Regions from separate parts of the Mus musculus genome. Here region 2 is linked to region 1. The links are chromatin loops, found by intact Hi-C in ENCODE. Cell type or tissue: heart. All regions are shown on one strand. Links, peaks and the distances in the headings refer to the core of each region. The heading gives the core; the rest is flanking DNA.

Evidence for each region. Peaks named below come from ENCODE experiments on the same cell type or tissue, not always from the same donor. Only the 100,000 strongest peaks of a DNase experiment are listed, where the experiment ranks them.
Region 2: it touches region 1 in a loop (2.0-fold over the local background); 11 of 42 quality-filtered maps call a loop at or near these places.

The regions. Positions count from the first base shown.
Region 1 is chr14:27,424,674-27,430,637 of GRCm38, reverse strand. It overlaps Tasor (transcription activation suppressor), which reads right to left and starts at 1,804. Exons shown (of 24, transcript NM_001114879.2): 1 at 1,254-1,804. The coding sequence starts at 1,569. It overlaps Gm52095 (a long non-coding RNA gene), which reads left to right and starts at 2,011. Exons shown (of 4, transcript XR_003951011.1): 1 at 2,011-2,096. In heart, for the core only: no CTCF peak of the experiment used is centred there; DNase peaks (open chromatin) are centred at 1,127 and 1,837; H3K4me3 peaks cover 2,456 bases; H3K27ac peaks cover 1,569 bases.
Region 2 is chr14:27,042,839-27,046,838 of GRCm38, reverse strand. All of the region lies in intron 1 of Il17rd (interleukin 17 receptor D), which reads right to left. Among named protein-coding and RNA genes, the nearest start is that of Il17rd, 5.8 kb to the right of the region's middle. In heart, for the core only: a CTCF peak has its summit at 1,599; DNase peaks (open chromatin) are centred at 1,658, 2,438 and 3,218; H3K4me3 peaks cover 1,201 bases; H3K27ac peaks cover 2,012 bases.

The DNA.
Region 1 (5,964 bases), core at 1-4,000:
TCAAAAAGGTTTGATACAGCTTGAAACTGTTAAGCCCTTACTACATTATGAGGCCCTACTTAAAAGTACTTCTCACCTTTTCTACCAACTGGCGGTTGGGGATGAGTATCTAACTTTTCTTGTATCAGCACAGCCATACACACCTTAACGACATCAAGTGAATTCACTGTCTTGCCCTACACCCTAAAGTATTACATCATTTAAAGAGTATTTCTAGAAACATTCACTTCAGCCGGCAAAGATCAACTTCATCCTTCTCTGCATGGTTTCTCATGCTATTTCCTTCGCTTTGTCATCCATTTAGAAAGGAACTTTCTTTATACTTTCATAATCTCAGTTGTGCAGAGAGTTGGTTACCCAGATGCACGGTTCCAATCAAGATTCTAAATCTTCAGATATTCAAATGACAAAAAAAAAAGATTTGGGAAATAAACAATTAAAAAAAAAAACACGCAGTAAGAAGGTAAGTGTTTAAGTCAAATCCAGAAAATTCCAAATTATCGGACAGTCAAAACCTACTCTAAGAAAAAAAAAAGTGTACGTTTTACAATATGGCACTAAGATCTCAAAAAGTAAGCAACCCAACTGTTCCTATAATCGTTTAAGAAAAGTCATTCTAGGCTTGGAAGTTATACAGAAGAACCTACGTAAGCTAATGCTTTTCCAAAAAAAAAAAAAAAAAAACTACATGGAAATGAAGTGTGATGGAAAACTGCATGGAGCGCATATACTAATGGAGAGTTTTCTAAATAGAAGACGCTGACATCGAGCACATTTCAAGTAGACACACAGAGCTGAAGAATTTCCACAGTGAGAAACACTTGTCCTTAGAACGCAGTGGCCTTGGAGAAAGCCTCAGAATCCATGGCCACAGGCTACTTCCACAAGCAGACTTCTCAGAAGCATCTTTAGGAGGCCACCATCAGCTTCTCTGCCTTCGGGGCTTGGGGGAAAAGAGGGGCACCGAGCACCATCTTTCCGCTCGGGGAGCCGCAGCCTTATGGAAACGCTTCAAACCTGAGCTACTTCCAACTTCCACGGGGAGAGGGGGAGCGGCGGAGCGTGGTTCCACCCTATCCTCTCGCACCAAGGGCGGCTGGGCGGCCGTGGCCGTGAGCGGAGAGGCTGCTGGCGCTTGCGTGCGTGTTTACGTGTCTCGGATGGGTGTGGGGAGAGGAGACAGAGAGGTCTTAATGAAAAAGATGGAGGGGGAGGGAAGCGAGAGAGGGGGTGGGAGGAAGGGGAGGCACCACCTTTCTTTTCTCTGCTCTTCCTGGGGATCTGAAAACTCCGCCTAAAAGGCCTTTCCGGCTCTTCGGCGCCTTTGGGCAGAGCGGCCGCGGCCGCTTCGGAGGTTTGCTGAGGCTGCTCGTGGCCGTAGCTCCGGGCGGCTTCAGCTGCCGCGGTCTCCTCAGGCCCCGCGCCGCCGCCGCCGTCGCCGCCGCCATTTTGTAGGGAGGACTCAAGCTCCGGAAGCGCTGGCTTCATCCCGTCGTCTCCGCCGCCGCCGCCGCGGCTTTTCCAGCTCGCGTCCGTCGAAGGGGCCTCCGTCTCCGCGGCAGTCGCCATCGCGCGGGCGTGAGGCGCTCCAGGGAGCTTCCGCCCACAAGGTCGACGGGCGTAGGGGAGGAAGGGCGGCGGGCCAGGCCGCCGAGGTCTCGGCCCACCCGGCCCCTCCGCCCCCGGGGACCGCACTCCAGCCACAGAGACGCCTCTTAACCGCCACCGCGGCCCTAAGCGTGCCTCTCGCCCCGGGAGCTGCTCCGGATTCGGGCGGCTTTTCAACCGGCCCTGGCTACCCAACGTGCTCGCGTCGGGCCCGGGAGGGGGCGGGGCCTCGGCGGACCCGCTCTACCAATAGAAATGCAGAGCCCGCCTCCGCGACTGCAGAGAGACCGTTCCAGGAGGGCGGAGCCTCGCGATGCCGAGCCCGCCAAAAGAGGAGAGTGCCACGCCCGGGGAAAGCGTCGACGCCATCGCTTCAGAGTGAGGGCTTGGGCTTGGCAGCATTCTGCGGATTCCTGGGCCCTGCCCTCTCCGCACTGCGTTTGACGGAGGCAAGCCCAGAGGACGTCTTTCGGACAGTACTCTTGCAAGTAAGCACCTTCTTTCCTCCGGAGGTCTGTGGACCAAACCCGGCACATAATTGGCTGATCCTGGTCGTGTGATCGGTCTGCTCTGAGCTGATCTTCCAAAGGACCAGAATTCGAGCTCCAGCCGACATAGGACAACTCAACCAGCAGTTAGTCACTTCAAAGAATCCAAGTCCTTTTCTGGCCTCGGAGGGCACTAGGTATACGTGTGGTGCTCTATCATAAATGCAGGCAAGCCACCTATATGCATAAAGACTATAAACAAACAATAAGAAAGGCAGTGAAGAGAGATAAGAAAATGGCCTCCAGTGATAAGCAGGGTGATAACATCCTATTCCATCCAGACTTTCTGCTTTCCCAGTAGATCACGAGCACTGGTCGTACTCCAGACCAAAGCACTACATAAGCAAACATTCAATATTTGGGATTCTTCCGCACAATTTACAACCTAATGATGGGAGGCACGAATGCTCGCACACCTAGAAGAATGTTCGACCACCTAGAAGAAAACAATTTGATAGTGAAATGAAGGGAGGGCCTTTCAATAGTTTCTTTCTAGGTAAGGGGTTCTGAGTTACCATCTGTATAGACACATTCTCACAACAGATACCAAGTAGATGCTTTTGCACAATTTAAATGTTGAAATTTAGGCAAATTGAGATGACAAAAGCCAGGTCTAATTTCATCCAAAGTATTTATACAGCCTAAGGCCTAGTTTTCAAGCAGCTCCGGCCCAATAATGCATTTGATGAAGAAACACGGGATACTTTTTACTCAAGATCTCTAAGCAACAGCAGCAGGACGCCCAGGTCTTTGTCCCCCAACACCTCAATATTACTGAAGGAATTGTTAGGCCAAGATAATAAACTGCAAAAGAGCCACAGCCTCTGTCAAGTGATTGGTACTTGAAGAGCTCTCCAAGAGCAGCAGAGGATCTGGGATAAGCATCCATTGTTTGGCATCGTGTGTAGTGTAAAACCTGCACCTCTGTGAACCAAATCAAGGAAAAGTGTATGTAAATCAGTTATTAGTAAACAGGGTAGGTGCTTGGGATTTAGCTGAGTTCACGGAGATTGCCTAACATATACAAAGTCCAGGTTTTAATCTACCAGCACCAAATGAACTGAGCATGGTGGCACACCCCTGGGAAGGTAGAAGCAAGAGAGAAATTCAAGGTCATCCTGGGCTACCTGGGGATTAGAGGCTAAGGTAAAAAGTACATTTTAAAACTTTCCTTTTTTGAATGGTGAAAGAAAAGGGAAGGTTTAGAAAAACTCCTACACTATTTTAGTCACTTTTTCATACTGGGGAGGATGAGCTTGATGGCACATACCTATTCCCAGCCCTCAGGGGGAAGAGGTAAGAGGAGTTATACATGTCCAAGGTCAGCCTGGACTACACAGTAAGACCCCTGTATCAAATAAAATAAAACAGGAGAGGGCCAAGAATGTAGCCCAAGTTGAGACTTTGAGTTTGCCCCTAGAATTCTGGCAGCACAAAAATAGATAGACAGGTGGGTAGATAGATGATAGATACATAAGATAGATAGACAGACAGATACAGACAGGCAGAAAGAGTTAGGAAAAGGAGCATGCTTTCTTTACCTGATGTGAAAGAAGATCAAAACCTAACACTTTGCAGACCTTACATGGTAACTTTCTTTTTTCTAAATGTTCATCTTTATCAAATTAAAAGTTACCTGGGAATTAATTAGATAGTGGTGCTCTCATTTAATAATCCACTCATCAAAAGCCAGTTTTCCTTGGAAGAAGACTATGTATAGACAGCCAGAGTTTGATAGGAAAGAATTTTTTTCCATTGGTATTCTGCCTGCATGTATGGCTGCATGAGGGTACCATATCCCCTGGAACTGGAATTACAGGCAGTTATGAAATGCCATATGGATGCTGGGATTTGAACCTGGGACTTTTGAAAAAGCAGCCAGTGTTCTTAACCACTAAGCTTAAAACTAAGACCTTTGAGAACCACAGATCACCTACAGAGGTTCAATCTCATGAAGTATTGTTCTAACCCAAATCAACATTTATTTTAGAATATTAGTATCTTGGAGATTGAAATTTATATTTTTTAAATTGGGATGCTCTAAAATATGAAGACTTTGTTTTTGTTTTGTGATAGGGTTTCATGTTCACCAAGCTGTCCTAGAATAACTAATCCTCCTGCCTCAGCCTCCTTAGTGCTGAAATTAACACATGGGTATGTGCCACCCTTCTTAAAATGAATAAAATAGTAATTTTAAATTCTGCTGCATAAAGCTACTAACATTCAATATTAGAAATACTTGCCAGCTGTTTATTGGGACTGCTAGGTACCAAGGATCTGACTCTAGAGCAAGCAAACAGGCATAGTTACTTTTATCAAATTTACAGTTCAGTGGGGTGGTGTTTCTAACATCATCTGTAGAATAACTAGGCTGAGGTGTTAGGATTGGTTAAGGAAGAGCAAAGGGGGACAGAAATTTGCTAAGTTCCAAGCACATGAGAAAAGTCATAGCAAGATAAAAAGAATATTCATGTACTGGTTTCTGTTTGTGCCTCTGTGTGTGTGTGGGGGGGGGGGCAGATATCCGGGGAGAGGAACTACCACAGATGCATGTAGTTCTGAAGGCAGAACTGGCACAAGTTAAAAGTGTAAATTTTCTCTTGTCTCCACCCAACAGTAGTGGGAAAAGCAGCAAGAATCCTAGAGAATAATATTTAACAGAACAAAGTTAAATATTGGGACCACAGTTTCCTTCTTAAACTTACAAACAAATATGTATCTAGTTCAACTTTATGTTTTGTTAATTTTTCTAGTTACTGTATATGGCTTTCACTATATGTGCATCCATACATATGTCATTCTATTTTGCTCATATTTCCCCCTCAGTACCGTCCTCTGCTTCTCCACCTCTTCCCAGTTCTCTTTCTTCCTTCTGTAAGACAGCCTTTCCTGCTTTCATGTGTCTCTGTCCTCCTTCCCCTCTCATATATGTATGTACACACATATCAGACAAACACTCTATATTTTCTCTTATATAGAATGTGTTATATCATCACATCTCGTTTATGTCTCATTTATGCAGTATTGAATCAGACCCAGTTTATCCATTGCTTGGGATAGCATCCAGGGCTTCTTTCTTATTAAGCAAGCACTCTACCAATTGAGCTCACTGTGTAGCCCATGATGGAACTAATTTTACAATCTGGCCTTGAACTAATAGAACTAATAGAACTCCTTCCTAATAGAACTAATAGAACTAATTGAACTAATAGAACTCCTTCCTCATCCTCCCGTGGGACTTTTGAAGGTAGACTAAATGTATTTTGCATTATGCCATGGCTAAGTATGACCCCCATAGACTAATGTGTTTGAACAAGTCTATGGGGCCCAGGGAGTGGAATGTGGTGGTTTAAATACACTTGGCCCATGGGAAGTGGCACTATTGGGTGTGGCGTTACTGGAGAAGGTGTAACCTTGTTAGAGGAAGTGTGTCACTGTGGAGGAGGGGCTTTGAGGATTCATATGCTCAAGTCTGGCCAATGTGTTCCTGACTCTCTTCCTAGCTGTCTGTGGAAGACAGTCTTCTGGCACTCTGTGGCTCAACTCTCAGCTCCTCCTCCAGCAACGTGTCTGCCTTCGTGCTGCCTTGCTTCCCATCATGATAATGAACTGAACCTCTGAAACTGTAAGCCAGCCCCAATTAAATGTTGTCCTCTCTGAGAGTTGCCTTGGTTATGGAGTCTCTTTACAGCAATGGAAACCCTAAGACACGGGAGGCAAATGTCTTGGTGGCAAATGTCTTTACCAACTGAACAGCTCTCCCTTCCTCACGCTCTGTTTGGGTTGTTGTTTATTTTGATACAGGGCC
Region 2 (4,000 bases), core at 1-4,000, 380 kb after region 1:
ACACAGGAAAATCTACATAATGGGCAAAACAGAACTCTTGGAAAAACTCTTTTTAGGTTTTAAGAATATAAAGTGTGTGTGAAAGCAAGCAAGACCTCTACCACTGAACCACCCTACCCTCTGTCATTTCTTTTTAGCTGGGGGTGGGTGGGAGTTGTATTTAAAGCTGAATCATTCATGGTTTCCAAAAGGTTCATGAGAAGATGTGTTTGCTTAATGGGACATGTAAATATTCGCTTAAATGTTTTAATTAATGATATCAATTTCCATTCCCTTTTCAAAGCTGACACTTCAATAGTTCGTGACTTTTCTAGGAACTGCGGTGTGTGAATCATTCTCGTGCTAACGTCTCTTCAATCAGATTGAAAAGGGTGAAAAGCACAACCCAGTTCTACTGTACTAAACTTCCAACAAATAATCACCCCTGGAAAGCTGGGCCTGACATGGCATCCAGCACTGGGCTCACTCTAAAGGAAATGCTCTGTAAACATGCACAGCTGAGGTCGTTTTCATTTACACTATTAAACCAGAAAATTTATAGGCCAACCTCCGTTTCAGAAGAGAGTTTCATGTGTGTTCACATCGGATCTTCATTTTGCCATCTACTCTGTGATTTGTTAAGGACAGATGGTACCTATTAAGACCCCCCCCCCTTTTAAATGTTGTTGCCTTAATTAGCTATATCCACCTTGCCCCAACATTTCCAAACAAGGAACCAAAGAAAAGCGAAGCCCTTTTTAAATAGATACTTTGAACAATGAAGTGGTAAATGTTGAAACAGTAGCCTCTGCTACAGTGACTAGTTAAGTTTTCAGACCCTTCACAAAAGCAGGATCCAGCCCAAGTTTTGATTTTCTCTCTTTATTACAATTTTAAGTTGTTCCATTTTTATTTTCCTGACTTGTGTTATTAATTAAACCTTCTTCAAGATAATGCTTGAAAAAGAACTAGAGTGTCTCCCTAGAGATGTTCAAGGTTATCAGTCACACTACAAACTTCTCCAGTGGATTTCTGCACATGGGAGACCCAAGTACACACAGTGGCCAAGTGACAAGACACTGTGCCCTTCTTAAGCACAATTAAGAAAATCTTAAGCGCACTGGCTGCTCTTCTAGACCTACCTGGGTTTAATCCTCAGCACCCACATGGCAGCTCACAACTGCAGGTAACTCCAGAGGCTCAGACACCCTCACACAGACACACATGTAGGCAACATACCAATAAAAACATAACATAAAATAAAAATAAATAAATTTAAAAACTGATCAAGTCTGTTGATTGACCTGCATAAACTAGCCATACAGAGATAAAACACGCTTCAAATTTAATTTCTAATTTGAGTTTCCCTCATTTAAAAAGGGCTCACTTATGCATTCGAGACTTTAAGTATGAATTATATCTACTGGCTAAATTTTGAGAAGGACAAGGAACTACCTGGTAGATTCCTTGACTTGCCCTAGCCACAATCAGCAGTAAGGCTAGTTTCCGTTGTATCCATCCAGGGCTTGTGTCTTTTCAATCAGCTGGTGGCCCCTGCTGGGCTCTGAGTAGCAGAGGGGAAGTGGCCTGTGGTTAAACAGAGGAAATACCAAGGCATTTTAACAGAGCAAATAGTCTCTTCACTTCCCACCAGGAGGAGCTTCAAAGGCCTGGGCCCAGAAGAGACAATGTGCTGTAGGACCATCAGTCACCTAATCCTGTGTCAGGACCATTCAGAACTTCCTGCCAGCCAAAGATAAACACTGCCCTAGAGGACAGTGCTTGCCTCCCACTGGCTGGGCAAGCTGGCCCCCCTTGGAAGCAGAGATAGCTCCAGACTTGCTGAAAGCCGTGACATTCCACATCTGGGGAAGGAAGAATGGCCAAAGTGTAGATGCCAGTACAGCAGGAGAGAAGTCTGTACAGAGTCTATATAGTCCGGGGAGCTGCCGTGTGTACCTTAGCTGCCCCCCCACGCCCCACAACCCCGACCCACACTCTTACAAATGGCAGGTGGGGGCCCCAGCTTCCAGCAGTCCAAAAAGCCATCCATCACCGGCAGGCACAAGAGGCCGTCGGGAATGAAAGAGGACAATAAAATTGTTGATGGAGAGGCCCCAACAGCAGCAGACATCTGCTGGGTGTGGGGGCCACGGGGGTGGGGTGGGTTTGCTGGGGCACAGTGAGTGAAAAGTTCAGAGACAGATGAGGGAAGGGGGGGTGGGAGGGGGCACTTGAAAGCAAAAAACCACCCAACACATTTTAAGCCAAATGAAGCATGAAAAAATACTCAACTTAAAAAAGTCTGAAGAAGGCATGAGCCTTCTTCCTTTGTAGGGAGGCTGTCTGTCAGGTCTGAGCTGCCTGCTGGGAGGGACAGAGCTGGATCCTACTCTACTCCCTCCTCAGACAGTTTTCCAGACAAGCCCAGCTGTTTGGAGAAGAACCCAGTGTCACGTGCTCTTCTCTCCCAGGCTCCTCTCTAGCCTTAGACCAGAGGGCCCCACCCTAGAGTCAGGATGCCCTGCCTACCTAGCTCCCCAGACACACAACTCCAGACTCTCCAAACAGCCTCACTACCAGTAGTGCCTGACAAAGTCGCTGTGTGTCCAGTGAAATAATTTAAAGCCAACTCGACTGGTTTTAAATATTTAGGAAAGCAGTTTCCCTTTCTCTTCTAACTTCGGACACCTTGTCACTACAGCGATGTGTCTGGCCACTGAGACAGCACCAGAATCATCTTACCCTAGGACCTTATACCAATGCCAACTCCTGGGCTCCACCATCCTCTCAGTCAGGTCCCATTAACAACAGGTTGCTAAGGCAATTCTGCTACCAACGCTTCTGGTCTTTGAGAAACCACCTTTGGAAAGAAGCAAAGCTCCAAGCAGCACTTGCTGGCTGAATCGCTGAGCTGGTAACTAACACAATGGTCCAGGTACTTGGGCTGCAGGGTTGGATGGATGAGGGATGGAGAGAGCAGAAGAAAACAAAGGCCAGGCAGCCTCCTCCTAATCAACTAGCAAAACAGGCTGGAAGAAAGCACGGAACCTATCATCAAAACAAACAGCTCTAAAAGAAATATGTCAACCCAAAACTAAGATCATTTTTAACCAAGAATTCTGTAAGGGACACCAGAGCATCTGCGATGTGGTCCACCACAGACCAAGCAGACCTGATATGAGGCGTTGGAGCCATGGGCTGCAAGTGAATGAAAACGCATCCAACTCGGAATCCAATAAACATGCCTGGGCTCTCAGCCAGGGAGAATTCTTGGATTGGACTTTTATCAGGGACCTAAATTTTAACCAGCTGGAACCCTCAACCCCCACACCCCAATACCACCCTGTTCTTCTCTACCTTTGGAGATGAAGTATTTGCCTTAAATGGGAAACTTGTAGTTCACTGTAAAGACAGTGCCAGCATAGTTTCCAAATGGCTGGAGACACTCTTTTGGGGGAAGACGTTTAGAAATGGTAGTTCAGACACAATAGACCAGGAAATACGTACCCCACCTAGGGTAGGAGACAAGAAACAGCTCACAGGAAAAACTACTAAACAGAAGATGGATTTTTTTTTTTTAGGTTTTTAGTTGGTTTGTTCACTTGCCTGCTTGCTTTTTAAGATAGGATGTCATCATGTAATCATTCATGTTAGCCTTTAACTCTTGATCTTCCTGCTCTGCCTCCCAAGTGTTTAGGGGTATGGACAACATGCCTGGCTTTGGAATTCCTTCTTAGCAGGACAGTGGGGGAAGTTTGGGAACCTCACGGCACAAGGGATTGACATATTAAATCGCAAAGTTACCCATCACAGACAGAACAAATTTGCCATCAAAAAGTAAGAGTTGGGGCTAGAAAGAGGATTTAAAGGGCACAAGCACTTGCTGGGCAGGCAAAGAGACTGGAGCTCCGATCCCCACCACCTTATAAAATCAAACTTGGCTGCTCATGCTTGTGTAGCTATGACTACACTGAGAGTGATTGTGGGAGGCAGAGACAGGAGGATCACGGGCACTTGC